2 separate regions of the Homo sapiens genome follow, and region 2 is linked to region 1. The links are chromatin loops, found by intact Hi-C in ENCODE. Cell type or tissue: endothelial cell of umbilical vein. All regions are shown on one strand.

Region 1 (8,000 bases):
CTCAAATGCACACCCTACTTTCAGGTTACTGAACAATAAAAAACTTTTAATTATTCAGTTTAGTTAAATAACCTAAAAGGTCACAGATAATATTCAAGCTAGATCTTGGTCCCCAAAGAGAAGGTCAAGGTACTAGGCATCAAGTATTTATTAGTGCATCTTCAGATTTTTCAACACAGAATTCCAGGCAAACGTAATTCTGTCTTTAGGAAAAGCATGATGTTAGTGTCTACATGCCATTTTTAAAAAATCTTAATGCATAAAATGTGTCTTAATATGTCTGAGTCATCACTCAGACTTCCCATTCAAGAGGTGCAAAACCATGAACAAAAGAACAAGGGAGAGGTAGAGGAGAATGATCAAGCGAATAAGACTAATAGGCAGATCAGAACGACAGCAGCAAGTGGCTGGTGAAACACTCACGACCCCAGGGTTCTAGGAAGATTTGACTGCATATTTTGGTACCAATGTTATGGAGAATTTTTCTCCTGTTCTAGAAGGAGAATAGCTTCTAATGAATATACCGTTCTTAGTATTTGTTTTTATAACTTTATTTTTCCTCAGTGTCGGAAGCACTCATTTCCTTTATTTGCCTTGCTTTTTCTTCAATCCTTTTCTCTTTTTTCCTTCCTCTTTAAATCCAAACCACAAACATGCTCTGTTCAAACCTGTGTATTTTCGAGAACACAGACACACCCAAGCTGATGAAGAAATCGAGAGACAGGGCTAGGAATGATTTCTTAATGCTTCACTAGGTGCCTGGTTCTTTCTTCTCCATAGCTGTTTCACTGTCAGACAAGTAAAAGAGGAACCTCAAAATGATGACCTCTTCCCCAGCCTTCTGACAGTCAGACTAGGTGGCAAAGACAGTGATGCACCCCAGAAACTCCCTGGGGTTCTAGAGACCATGACAACCCTTCTCCTCCCCTCTGGGACTTTCTTTATCCAGAAGAGAGCCTGACATTTTAGCCATACAACTCAGATTTTACACACAATTGCTTAAGAGGAGAACGTATACCAGAAATCAGAAACATGGAGTTCGGAGAAAGAGTTCAATAATTGAATTCAGGCTGATTATTTATCTGCTATATGGACTTGAGAAATTGTTATTTAAATTCTCAAAGCCTCATTTTCCTTATCAGTGAATAGGAATGAAAACATAACATGCTTATATGGGTTGATATGAAGATTCAAAGGGATATGTCTATAAAACCCTGAGTATACTCCCTGTTCATTTGTACAAAACGTATTTATTAAAAACCTAACTGAGCCAATCATGATTGGAGGTGCTTAGGATTTATCACTGGATAAAACAGACAAAACAACTTCCCCTTGTAGTGCTTACATTCTAGTAAAGGGAGACAGCAACAAAGGGAGCAAAGGAATAAAATGCACTAAACCTTACATGGAGACTAAATATATATTATATGTCTAATATACAGACAGCTTTCAGTAAGTGTTAACAAAAATAAAGTATAATGCCTCAAATTATTAAAACACTTGCTAGGTAAAAATATCAAGTATGTTTTCTCATAACCTCATTCTATAGAAGCTTATGTAACAAATACATTAAGCTAGATATAAGGAAATATTGCATCTTCTAAACTTTTAAAGAAGTGTTTGAGACAAAAATCTAAGGTTCAGTAATGTTGAATCGGCTCTTAGATTGACGTCACAAAAAAGAACCACATGTGCAATTACACTAAAACTATTCCCCAAAGCTTGTATAACTCTTTGGGTTGAGGCCGTTGGGAACCAATCCCTAGCTCTAAGAGACTCCATCACTATTTCTGCTTGAGCCACACACAGATGTGGGCAGCTAGCTAACACTGTGTGTGTTGTGCTATATGGAATTCCTTGCTTAGTCTCACAAAGACCTCCCACATTTTCAAGGCATTTAAAGTTTCATCTCATCAGCAAGCATGACCTTGTCTCCATCACCTCAGTAAATGGATGAACGTTGCATCAAACACTGCCCTAATCTTTTGCATGATTTGGAAAAGTCTGGTTTGTAAGCTAATAATAAACAATGTATTTTCCACTTAAAAATCAAATTTCATTATATCCATGAGCATGGCTGTGTGAACGCAGTGGACTCCCTATAGAGTCAGAACAAGGTTTATGAAATGAAATGACCCCTAAAAAGCCATGGTCCAAGGCATCATGGAAACATAAGCTGGTCACATACAAACAAGCTGGGAACTTTTGTTTTTAGGAGGCCTCTACAGGAAACACTAAATCTGCTGCTAGATTTCAGCAGCTGCATCTGGCAGGCTGTAGCATGCATTGCTTTGCTGTTTGGCTTACTTTCTGGCTGGCAGAGCTCTAAGGAGGATGTTAGCAGCCAAACAGGTTTGAGCTGTGAAACTATGAGTTCACGTTAAACATAGAATTTACATAAAATAAACTAAGTCTCAGTAAATAGGATTTATCACTTCTAGGAAGGGAATATGTGTCTTCGTCTTTTTTCCCCCAGTATTAGCCTCCTAAATGTTTATAACTTGATTTTTTCCCATGTATCATATACCCACTCCTTCTGCCTCGTTCCAAGAATACTAAACTTTACAACCTCTTTTGTTGGGCAGGCAATATCTCTGTATTTTTATCTTTAAAACAGATTACACCTGGGAGGGGCAACATAGCACAGTGATTAAAGTTGAGTATTTAAGCCAGAATGACTTAAACTGCTTCGTAGGTGTGAGACTTTGAGCAAGTTATTTAAACTCTAAATCTCAATTTCACCATCTATAAAATGGGAGAGATCTGTCTCATATCTCTGTTGAGAGAATTATGAGATAATGTATAAAGCATTTAGCATACTTCCTGGCACATGGGAGAGATTTAAGAGAGCTTGCTTTCTTTTTGGAGGATTAATTTGTGAATAATTGCAGAGGGGATCATTGCATGTGGTTCTAAGTATATGAACACATTTGCATGTAAGCTGCAGTAGGTATATGTATAATACATATGTACCAGATTGAAAGTAGTTCGGTGGTTTTAACATAAAATGGATATAATTCTGATTGAGGGGGCCATTCTGTTCTTTCCTTCCCAGAGCCCCTTTGAACTTTCTGACCCTATATTATTTTGCAGAGGCAATGACTGGAAATTCCCTTTACATCCTACTCAACCCTCAACAATTCTATCTTGTGTTTTGCTTGTGATTTCAGGAAGACACTTATCTCTGTGCCCAGGAAAACACTTTAATTTGCATCAGTCCTCTAGAGTGTTGACTTTCCAAACAAGGTTTAGAAGAAGTCAGCTGGTTAAGAAAAATATCTAAGCCAATGAAACATTGGCTTTAAATTATTTTAGATCATGATCAAAGTAGTCAATCACCAAGAAACTATAAAAGTCATTTGAAATATATGTTCAAGATCCCAGATACACCTATTTTTATCCTGAATTACATAGGCTCAACAATTCAATTTATTTTTTAAAAATTCATTGAATATCTGTTTGCTCAAAAATATATTTCTTTATGACTGCAAAGATATAATGAAACTTAAGTTTACAAAACACTGTAGTTAAAAGGGAGATGATCTCCTTAAGTCTGTGTGAATAAGAACTTTTTCTCTTACAAATGAAAGAACGCCAACTCAAACTTGTCTGTAGGGGAGACAAGTGTTTTGTTGGATCACAAAACTGAAAAGTATAGCAGTAGACTGACTTCAGATATAGCTGAATCCAGGTACCAAACTCATTGTCATAATGGTCATTCTGTCTCTCTTTCTCTCTGTCTCTCTCCACCCAAACCGCATTTCACATCTCTGCTTTCTTTATTTTGGATTCTGTCTCAAGCAAATTCTCTCCATCTGGTGGCAGAGATGGTCCCTGACAGCTTCATGCCTTCATGATTATTTCAGCTTATGTATTTTGAAAAATACAAAAGGGCTTGCTTTCCCCCAGTTCTATACAGTTTACAAATACACACTATTCCTTTTTTTTTTTTTTTTTTTTTTTGAGACTGAGTCTCGCTCTGTCACCAGGATGGAGTGCAGCGGCCAATCTCGGCTTCAGCTCACTGCAACCTCCACCTCCCGGGTTCAAGTGATTCTCCTTTCTCAGACTCCTGAGTAGCTGGGATTACAGGCATGCGCCACCACGCCCAGCTAATTTTTGTATTTTTAGTAGAGACGGGGTTTCACCATGTTGGCCAGGATGGTCTCTATCTCCTGAGCTCGTGATCTGCCCGCCTCGGCCTCCCAAAGTGCTGGGATTACAGGTGTGAGCCACCGCGCCCGGCCACAAATACACACTATTCTAATCCTGCATTGCTCATATGCTCAACCCAGGGGAGTCACAGACCATCTCTGTCTGGGAGTAGGAAGCCCTGCAGTAGCGGAGCTGATGGCCACTGACAGTGACTGAGAGTCCTTCTGGAATACACTGGAAGAGGGGCAATTCCCCCAAAAAAGAATGCCAGGAAGACAAAAAGAAGGTGATTGCTACTCAAATCCTTTTTTTCCTAGATAAGAATACCAAACTACGGCTTAAAGAGAATAAATGACTTGCCTAAGAGTAAACAGCTGCTGATAATCTAGAAGTAAAATTCAAGTTTCATGACACTTTCCATTACATTACACGCTTCCTTATGATAAGGAGGAGAGAACAATACACAACTCCTGAGCAGCTGTATACCAGAGTGGCTAAATGCACAGCCCAGACATCCTGGTTTTAATCCTGACTCTTACAGCCTGCCAGGTCTGTGTGCTTGGAAAGATAATTTATCCTTCTGTGATTTAGTTTCTTCAGGTGGGAAACAGGGAGAATAGCGTCTGTTTCATTGTGTGGTGAGGAACAAATGAGTTATCAAACATAAAGAATTTAAAACAGTGCCTGGCACATTAGTATGTACAAGTGTTTGCTATTATGATGATGAAATGCTTACAGGAAGCAAAGCACTTTGCATACATATTATGCCATGTAATCTTCATGGAAGTTTATGAGGTAGGCATCAACATCCTCACCTGACAGAACATACTGCATCCTTGAGAAATTTAATCACATGTTCAAGATTTGACAGCCGAGGTTTGAACTTCTGTCTGACAACAAATCCTGTGTTTTTAACATGATACTAGTATAAATGTCACAAGATGTGTTCAAAGAAAATGCTGTATATGTCTAAAGGAGATAGCTAGCACGTCCAACTGAAGTGTTAGGAATCTGATATCAAGAAAGAAGAAACTGACCCAGCTTTTGGCAGGTTGTATTTAAATAATTTAACTCAACAAATATTCATGTGAGCACCTACCTTGTCAAAATACAGCAGTGGGCTAAACCTATAACAGCTTGTTGACTTCAAATTTGAGTTGGAAATGAGTAAGTAAGCAATTTAGGCAAAAGGCTCTAGATGGAAAGATACCAAAAGAACAGGGATGTGGTGTTGGAGAAGAGATCTGGAATAGTAGTCAACTTGGACTTGTGGGATGCACTATGCAAACAATTAGGGAGAAAAGGAATTGGAAAATACTGGGTACTCCTACATTATGGAGGCATCTGGAACACTAAAGAGAGGCTCCAGCTGGGCGTGGTGGCTCACACCTGTAGTCCCAGCACTTTGGAAGACCCAAGTGGGTGGATCGCCTGAGGTCAGGAGTTCAAGACCAGCCTGGCCAACATGGTGAAACCCCGTCTCTACTACAAGTACAAAAATTAGCCAGGCATGGTGGTGCTTGCCTGTAGTCCCAGCTACTTGGAAGGCTGAGGCAGGAGAATTGCTTGAACCTGGGAGGAGGAGGTTGCAGTGAGCCAAGATTGTGCCACTACACTCTCCAGCCTGGGCAACAGAGCGAGACACCGTCTCAAAAAAAAAAAAAAAAAAAAAAAAAAAAAAAAAAAGAGGTTCCAATGCATTCAACCCAGTGGACAGTGACAGATTACTGAGAGGGATGGAAAGAGGAAAAGGACAATAATGCAAACTCATACACACACACCCCAAAATACAACCTGGAAAACCACCCCCAACCCAGATTCGAATGACATTAGTTGACCAGCTTATTGAATGATATTTCTGTTTAATAAAAAGAACAAATTTACTTATGTTAATTTTTGGTAACGTTGCAAGCTTTTCCCAAAACAAATCACTTGAAATGCTATTTCTGTTTCTAGCAAAATACCTTTTCTTAATGTTTTTCAACTTTGCATTTGGTTCTGTTTGCCTCATGGAAAAGATCCTGTTTGAAGTATCACTGAAATATCTGCAACACCTACTTATATTGCTATTGTCATGAGTAAAAAATGAGAAAACGAGTAAGGTTTTACCATACATAGCGGTGCAGAAAAAACATTGTCAACTTTTAATATATTCTTCTGCAGATTAAAGGTTGTTAGGTCTTGTGGATTTGTAAAAAAGAGAAAATAGATGTTGTCATGGTTCTTCACAACAGTGGCAGGGAAATAAATGAGATTTTTGGCTAGAGTATATTTCCAGAACATTATTATAGCAATGAAGACACACTATGACCACAAGAAGATTTTTTGGCCTACCAAAGTATGCGTTTAAAGATGGGAAATATTCAAGGGATAAGAGTTGTGGAGTATCTAAATTAAATTTTAAACTTAACACATTTAGCCCCTGTCCTCTCATTCAATCAATGGTCAATTTTAATATGTTAACAACGTGAGTCTGGATGTGAGAATGTAATGCTTCGATGCACTCATTCCTTTAAATTTCTTACATGTCATTAAAATGTTTAATCCACAACAATTCCAGCTCACTTTGCAAATGAAGAAATCCAGAGATGGTTGCTTCAGGTCACACAGTTGGTAGGCACCAGGGTCTAAACTAAGGCCCAGGATCTCTGACTCTCCAGGCTGCTGTACAGTTTTATCAGCAAACATTCATTTTTTCACAACAAGTACTTAAATGTTTTCGCATATTTAACATTAATACAGAGGCCGAAAGATAAATAACTGCTACTCAAGGTAACCTGTCTTTGTTTGTTTCCAGCACTCCAGGAAATAATCAAGAAAGTCTAGCTACATAAAAAACATTAAATGAATAAACAATATGCTTAGCAATTCTGACCCCAACTTTTTATCTCATCATCAGGTACTAACAAACAGTTCTGGGACCCACATAGATCCTTGGTCCCCACTTTAAGCAACACTGATCTAAATTCTTGTAGAGTTGGCCATGGAAATCCAAGCACACTAAAGATTTTGCAGTATCCAGAGAGAAAGGATAACAATACTCAAATAAGCACTATAAATGATGACTTCAAAAGGCTCCGTGACAAGGATTGACACTCTTCTTATCTATGAAATGATTTTTCTTTGTGAGTTGAGGAAAAACACATATTCTAAGAATGAGGTTAATCTTCCTTTACCCGGCACGTGTTACTCCTGCTTAACATGAACTTTTTATTCCCTACAGCTCCCCCTCCTCTTCTGAAACCACTACACACCTTATACACGTTATGTACAGAGAGCCATGGGCATGGATCAAGAGAGAGAGACAGAATGCTTTTGCCTAAGCCAGGCATCCCCTACAATGTTAAGGTTGGCTTCAAAAATGGAATGGAAAACAAAGTTTTATGTTGAATGAAATATTCTTTTCGAAGATTTTATTCTCTCTACTCTTGGGAAAGTTCCTGAATAAAAAATACAGAGGTAGCCGTCACTCACCTCTATAAATTGGCATTGAACAGGGTAGGTAAAACACAGGAAGCAAAGCTATGTAAGAAGGAATACTTAGAGCTAATTACAAGCAAAATTTATTCTTTGTCTGCCTAATGCCAGAGTATTCTATCAATTCAGTTTAAAAACAAAACTAAACTAACACAACTTAAAACACCTTCTTACATTCTTCCTTTAGAGGGGGTCCAGAAAAACAACATAGCTTCAAGTATATTCTTAATGTATATGTGTCCACACTGAAAACTCTTTTGAAATTCTAAGAAAACTTTGGAGACACTTAAACCATGACACATTTTCCAGGGAGTATTTCAGGAATTCTTTAAAAAAAATATTTTGATAAGATGTAAAATCAAACATGT
Region 2 (8,000 bases), 110 kb after region 1:
ATCAGTGAGGTCTTGACACCAGTAAGAAATAAAGAACATTAGAAGAATGGTGTAAAAACACCCTTGCTTAGATCATTCTTTATCATGGTTGAAAAATTCCAAACACCATGTTGGGGCAGATGCAGATTATTATTGGCCTTTACATTTCAGATTTCTTTTTCCTTGTTAAAACTTCAAACTGAATTTATTTTATTTGTCTTACCATTATGAAAAGGTGCACATATTTCAAGCAGAGGTGAGAAAAGGGAAGTCGAGAGGAGTCCATTCCAGCCAGAAGGAAAAGCCTGTACGGAGACAGACAAATAGGAAGCTGCAAAGTGTGCCTGATGATTCAACTGTGCGCATGCTAGGAGCTCAGGTTTGGGTGTGGCAGGTAATGAATGACAGAAGGTCAGACTAGAAACATGAGTGGATCAGCTCATGGAAGGCTTGGATACTCCACATACTCTGACCAGACTCTATTTACTTATATAACTATGGGGTGGCACAAATTTAAATGTAGGATTTCATCACTAGCAGAAAATCAACATAAATTTCAGATGTGATTTCAAATATAGAGACTCAGCACAGATGTGGGATGCATCTTCACTGATAGGTTGATAATGCTCTGGGTTAAGAAATCCATCTGATGTGTAAAATCAGGAAATGGGCATTGTCAGATAACAGAGAATCAATCAAGTCAAGTTGATAGGCTTTTCCCCTGGTTGTGGAAATTCGAGGAATAAATGCCCACTGGATTCACAAATAAGTATTATCTTGAGCAACAAAAGTAAACGAATTTTTATAGAGGTGCGTGGATGCCCGGTACAGTGGTTGGAGACTGTAATCCTAGCTACTTAGGAGACTGAAGCAGGAGGATTGCTTGATGCCATGAGTTCAAGACCAGTTTGGGCAACATAGTGAGACTCTACTTCTAAAACAAAACAAACAACAACAAAAAATTTTAATCAGCTGAGTGTGGTGGCACCTGCCTGTTGTCCCAGCTACTAGGGAGGCTGAGGCAGGAAGATCTGTTGACCCCAGGAGTTAGAGGCTGCAGTAAGCTATGATCATGTATAGTAGACATACCCGATAGCAAAATCTTAATCAAATCCTGAGAATGACCCTGTTTGGTAGATGCACCTGAATGTATATACGTTCAGAATTCCAAACTGTGGAACCTAGGAGTAGCCAACACCAAGATTCATTCCTTATCTATGAAGAACACCTGAGTTTCTGGCCTGTTCCCTTGGAACACGGGCCACTCGAGGAATCAAGCCCCTTTGTTTTGGGTTAAATGAAGGCTGCCAGGTGGAGGTTGTTAGGGAGAGGGTGCTAAGTGAAATGTCATATAAACCACATGCTTCTTGCAAGTGGTTGCAGTTCTCCTGTACAGCTCACTGCCACTGGACCAGCTCTATGTGTAAGTTTCCTTCAATAAGACCCCATGTCCTGTTTGCTGGATCTGAGTCTCTTTCTCAGCCTCCTGAACCTGATGCTATCCCTACTGATGTTACTGGAGTGCCACTGCACTCCAGCCTGGGCCACAGAAGACATTTCATCTCAAAAAATAAAAATAAAAATAAAAAAATACAGGCCAGGTGTGGTGGCTCACACCCGTAATCTCAGCACTTTGGGAGGCCCAGGTGGGTGGAACACCTGAGGTCAGGAGTTCGAGACCAGCCTGGCCAACATGGTGAAACCCTGTCTCTACTAAAAATACAAAAATTAGCCAGGCGTGGTGGCAGGCACCTGTAATCCCAGCTACCCGGGAGGCTGAGGCAGGAGAATTGCTTGAACCCGGGAGGCGGAGGTTGCAGTGAGCCGAGATCGTGCCACTGCACTCCAGCCTGGGCAACAGAGAAAGACTTCATCTCAAAAAAAAGCAACAAAATACACACACACATATATATATATATAAGTACATATATAGATAGATAGATAGATAGATAGATAGATAGATAGATAGATAGATAGATAGATATAATTTAAAGTGGGGGTGAAAGTAAGACCAGGAAATGAAGCTAGAGACAGAATTTTCTGAGAACAATAGGGCAGGGGAAATGTCAAGTGTGTCCAGGTAGCCTTCGGCTTTTACTACTTCACTGATCCTTAAGATAATTACTTCCTTCTTACTAGCCTCCCTCTTCTCCTGTCTCCAGGTGCTGCTTGCATCAATGCTGGTTCAAAGAAAAACTATAGCTGGACAGCAGTTAAAACAGTAAAACCAAATTTTTGCAGGACTATTGTAATAGGTGAAAAGAGACCTCAGTACAAAACTAGATTAAATTCCAAATACAGCATGGGCAAGTGGGACTTTATAGCCAAGGAGCAGGGTGAGGGTCAGTGGATAAAGGAAACATTGTGGGTATTGGAGTTTCTTACTAAACCATCCTAAATGGATTCTTGCTGAAGACCAGGGAGATCAGACATCACTTGGGGAGTGGTGGAGAAGGAAGAACCTGATAAGATATCAAGAATGATCTGATATTGGCGAGGTGTAGTGGCCCATGCCTGTAATCCCAATACTTTGAGAGGCCGAGGCAGGCGGATCACTTGAGGTCAGGAGTTCGAGACCAGCCTGCCCGTCACTACTAAAAAAAAAAAAAAAAAGGCCGGGCACGGTGGCTCACACCTGTAATCCCAGCACTTTGGGAGGCCGAGGCGGGTGGATCACAAGGTCAGGAGATCAAGACTATCCTGGCTAACACGGTGAAACCCCGTCTCTAATAAAAATACAAAAAATTAGCTGGGCGTAGTGGCGGGCACCTGTACTCCCAGCTACTCGGGAGGCTGAGGCAGGAGAATGGCGTGAACCCAGGAGGCGGAGCTTGCAATGAGCCGAGATTGTGCCACTGCACTCCAGCCTGGGTGACAGAGCCAGACTCCGTCTCAAAAAAAAAAAAAAAAAAATTAGCTGGGCATGATTGTGCGTGCTTGTAGTCCCAGCTACTCGGGAGGCTGAGGCAGGAGAATCGCCTGACTCCCAGAAGGTGGAGGTCACAGTGAGCTGAGATCACACCACTGCACTCCAGCCTGGGTGACTCCATCTCAAAAAATAAATAAATAAATAAAATAAAATAAAATAAAATAAAATAAAATAAAATAAAATAAAATAAAGAATGATCTGATACAAAGGATGGGGGATCCCGACTAAACAAACTTAGCAGGGACTTTCTAAAACTGGATTTTACAAGGAGGTGCACAGATGGGCCTAGGAGAAGGTCCAGGAACCTGACTAAAGTTTGGTAAAGCAAAGAATCCTCATGATGCTCAAGCAAAGCACCTTTCTTTACCTCTGCCACTAGAAAGGAAGGCCCTTGGCTACGGACTTGTTCTCTGCTAGATGGCAATGACTGGTCCAGCTAGTGAATGATTGAGTTCTCTGCTGCTGCCTTTTGAGTACTATCGTAGCTCATCTCAGATCAAATATCCACTTTCTTTTTCTTCCTATTATTTTTTAATTTGAATGAAAAATTTCAGCCACACAGAAAAGTTGAAATATTTAATGGAAATCTGTGTGTCCTCTCTCTTTCTCTTTTATTCTTAAGATTCAGAGGGTACATGTGCAGGTTTGTCACATGGGTATGTTGGATGATATTGGGGGTTGGGCTTCTAGTGAACCCAAATAATGAACATAGTACCCACTAGATAGTTTTTAGCCTGGCCTCCTTCCCTCACTTTCACCTTCTGGAATCCCCAGTGTCTATTCTTTCCACCTTAATACCACGTGTAGTCATTGTTTAGCTCCCACCTATAAGTGAGAACATGCGGTCAAATGCCCACTTCCCAGGACCCCAGAAGACAAGTAGGATTGTCAGGGAGGCTTTCAGCATTTCTATAATCAAAATAAGCCAGTAAACAGGGTGGCTTTAGTAGCAGCATTTGAGGAGAAATATTGTCAAGAGAAAACAAGCTGAAATCTCAGACACCGTCTTGCCTAACGTAGGACATCTGGTTACCTTATACTAGTATAGTCAATACATCAGAAGAGTCTAAAATGCAACATCCTGATGACCATATTAACTCTCCCATATGAAGCTTACCCTGGAATTTCCTGTATTTGTGTTTCAATTTCCGGGTTTATTTCTTCACATTCTTCATGAAAAGAGCTGGGGGGAGTGGGGAGAGAGGGCAGCAGGAAAGAAGAAAGGGAGAGAAAGAAGAGAAACAGAAAAAGTGTTCAGGAGATTATAGCTGCTCTTGTCATGGGGGCGAGGGTGGGGGGATGTGGGGTGGGTGAGTAGCTAGATGGCATGATGAATATGTTAATTGGTTTCATCGTAGTAATCATTTTACTATATATGTATCTGATAATGTCATGTTGTGTATCTTAAATATGTAAAATATTTATTTTTAAAAGATTTATGAAGGTAACATTTAAATGAACATTCCCTCCAGAAATGGGGCAGAGGGAAGTCCTTAGCCTGAGGAAGAGGTATTTTAAGCAGACATTTAATGAATACAAGCATTCAAAAGAGGTGTGAACGTATATGTGTTCTGATTACAGCAAACACCATAAAACAAATAAATACTTTCATTAGCTAAGAACTTTAAGTAACCATTTGCCAAGTTTATCTTCAGAGTCTTTCCTGTCAAATGTCAGAATTGTAATTTTAGCTGTTCTTTTAAAATAAGGCTTAATTAGGACCCAAAAGTAAGGAAGAGGATTTGACTTTTCTATGACATGGCAAAAGGGTGCAACCAGATCGCGTTGCACAGCCCATGGGAGCAAAGTCCTAGCTCTCAAATTTCTTTTCTTCAAAGTTATAGGAAGCTGCGACAGCTAAGATCTCCAGGGCTGTCTTTATTCAGTGGCTGAGCAACAGGACACTCACTATTCACTTATTTGTCTGCTTTGTATGGCTGAACAGCCTAAGAGTACTCTCTAATTTCATGTAGAGGAATCTCTTACACATGTAATTTTGAATGAAAATTACTCAATTCTTAAGAATTCATTTTTTAAATAGTGGTAAAAAGTATTATCAAAAAGAAATTACATTTGGTTTTAATCTACTTTTGTACAGAAAATTACTATTTTTTTAATTAATTAATTTTTTTAGAAAGTCTCACCACATTGCCCAGGCTGGTCTCGAACTACTGATCTCAAGCCTTCCTCCCACCCCTGCCTCCTGAGTAGCTCGGATTACAGACTCGAACCACTGCACCTGACCAGAAACATATTCTTAATGTTGTGAAGTAGGCAATTACGTCTGAAATTGCTGGGCTTGCAGGACTGAACCTGGGAAACAGGCCTTTTGCCGTCTATGACTCTGCCAAATGGTTTTCATCTTTCTTCATTCATCTAATGGGTATGATCAGTGGTGTACTAGAGCTGACTGTACACATTTCTTCCCAATTCCATATTCAATAACTTGGGTTGCTTGAAATTGGCCATAATGAGATTATTTACACCATGAACATGGGCAAACACTACAAATATCAAAGGTTTTCCCCCAGAGAGCTAGCTGTTAAACATTTACTACACAACTGAGATTGAGTGTGATATTCATATTTATAGTGTAATGACAAGTTTTATAGGCATTGTTGAAAAGTGTGTTTGATTTTGCCATTTTCTATGTAAATTTGAATATTCTGATTTTGAAACTGATCACCAAAGCAGCTGATATATTTATTTGAAGGTGGTCTATTGTAAACCATTAAAACTATTACAAAAAATCATAATTGAAGAGTTTGATTCCCCATTATTTTTAAAAACAAATAACTCTTAAATGGGAATGATCCCACACTAGAATTCAACATGAATTGGTATGTTTGCTTATTCATGACACATTTGGCCTATCACAAAGCTCCATTTGCCTTTCAGCATGATGAGAAATTGACTGAAGCTGACATTAAAGACCCTCAAAAGGTATTTTGTCCTGAACCTTTAAGGGTTAGCTAGAGCTGGCAAAGGTTACAGAAGGAAGTAGATGTTCATAAAGTGTAGTTTGGAGTTTGATAGGGTAACATGCTTCTTTCTCTTAGATCAGCAAGGATAACAGAAGGGACCAGACCACACAGAAGAGATATCACCTTTGTGCAGTTAAACATAGATACTCCTTTTAGGATAGATACAAATCTGTCCAGAAGGCCTCCCAGAAGGAATTATATACTTGCAAAACCACAAACCATGGACTTGGGTCTGTTTCTATTAGGGAATTCTTTCCCAGACATTATGTCACTTTATTTTTCTTTTAACATTGTTTGTGAACAGGTCTGCAACTATAGAAAATGTGTTGATTATACCTGTCACAATGAAACTGTTTTCCAAACACTTTACAGTTTTCATGCCAATAAAATAACTTGGAACATCTAGAGCAGATAGTTTAATCATTAAATTTTATACGTATTTACTTATGACATCATTTTCTATTTCAAACATGACCAGATCCCATATTCTCTGTTGAGATTGAAGAGGTCATTTTATATATAACAAAAAAGTATCAATTTTTTCAAACAAATGATTAACCATTTTTTAAGTTGCTTTTTCAGGCTGGAAAAAATGGGTAGCCAAGCATTTTCTGAATGGTCAAAGGAATATCAGAAATATGTATTTATGAACAGTATTAGCAAGACAGAATCAATCACTTTACGGATATGTAGGCTGAGGTCTTGAAAAAAATCAAAGAATTATAGATTTTAGGAGGTGGAATCTTAGAATTCATGTCTGATTGTCTACTGTAACAGATGAAGAAGCCAAGTGGTGCAATTAGATGATTTGTTAGGGGGTCATATATCTGGCAGGTGGCTGAAGCCTTTTGGCTAAATCAGGCATTCTAATTTCTGAGACCATTTTCCATAGCACTGTGGTCTTTCCAAGATATACAGCTGACATGCCAACATAGCATTTACAGTGTTAAAATCGTGCCTCCTTTTCACCAGAGGGACTTTAGTAGATTTCAAATAAACTCTTTTGTTTAGTGTTTTCATTTTTACAATTATATAATGTAGCACCTTTACAAGGCATATGTTGACACACAGCATTAACTCTTCTAGGTTAACCATGTTACATCAGACTTTCCCAGGGGTAGGTGTTATATTTCTGGAGATATGTTTTTAGTCCAATACTTGTAGAAGTCAATATATTTCAGTAGGAATTATGCTTCACAGCTGGAAAAATTAAGACAAAAAGGTTACTTAACATATCCAAACTACACTCATAGTTAGAGTCAGGTCATTTCTATCTTTCAAATTAGATGGCTTGCTACTCAACTACACATCAATTTAATCTTTAGTAACACAGAGGAAAACCACAAGAGAAACCTAGTAGCTTCAATTACCCATAGCAAACATGCATTTACAGATGCCACTTCAGGGGCTATAATAAGGGGAAATTGACTGAAGGTCAATTCCACATTGGGATTCCACATTCCCAATTCCACATTGGGAAAAGCCCCCAGTACAAAGCAGAGAACACATTCTGAGTTCAGCCCCCAGGTAGGAAAACCCTAATACTCTTTAAAGTAGGGATCACTATTTGGAAAATTAATTCTCTAGTCTTTTAGCTCTACTCAAATTTCATATTCATCTTTCATATGTGACTTTTTATTTGCAATGCTCAATTATTAGTTTTAGACTTTTAGAGTTGAAAGGGGTCTTGAAGATCCAGCCCCACACAGCACAGAGATTCATTCAGCATTGCAAATAGTCATCTATCTGTTACTTAAATATATCTAATGAGAGAATACATGTATTTTTTGTCAAAAATCTTACAAAGGCCCCAGTACAATGCAACACAAATATATCACTTCTGGGGTATATCTCAAAATTCATAACATCAATGTAATAATAAGAATATATCAGACAAACTCAAAATGAAGGATACTCTACAAAAGAGCTGCCAGTGTTTTGATCTTGGATTGATCTTGGACTGCCCAGCCTTCAGAACTGTGAGCAATAAGTTTCTGTTATCTATAAATTAACAGGTGTAAGGTATTTTTCATAGCAACCTGAATGAACTCAGATAGTATAAAAACTGGGGAAGCCCAAATGTTAATTTCTTATTTTGATAAATATAC

The links. Peaks named below come from ENCODE experiments on the same cell type or tissue, not always from the same donor. Only the 100,000 strongest peaks of a DNase experiment are listed, where the experiment ranks them.
Region 2: a loop joins it to region 1, with 2.7 times the contacts of the local background. A loop is called at or near these places in 2 of 110 quality-filtered maps.

The regions. Positions count from the first base shown.
Region 1 is chr12:59,071,979-59,079,978 of GRCh38, reverse strand. The region is part of intron 3 of LRIG3-DT (LRIG3 divergent transcript); the gene reads right to left. Among named protein-coding and RNA genes, the nearest start is that of LRIG3-DT, 160 kb to the right of the region's middle. In endothelial cell of umbilical vein, no CTCF peak of the experiment used is centred here; DNase peaks (open chromatin) are centred at 2,178, 3,148, 3,688, 4,678 and 1 weaker place; H3K27ac peaks cover 3,439 bases.
Region 2 is chr12:58,958,135-58,966,134 of GRCh38, reverse strand. All of the region lies in intron 2 of LRIG3-DT (LRIG3 divergent transcript), which reads right to left. Among named protein-coding and RNA genes, the nearest start is that of LRIG3-DT, 41 kb to the right of the region's middle. RefSeq lists an enhancer at 207-376. In endothelial cell of umbilical vein, no CTCF peak of the experiment used is centred here; a DNase peak (open chromatin) is centred at 4,034; H3K27ac peaks cover 1,634 bases.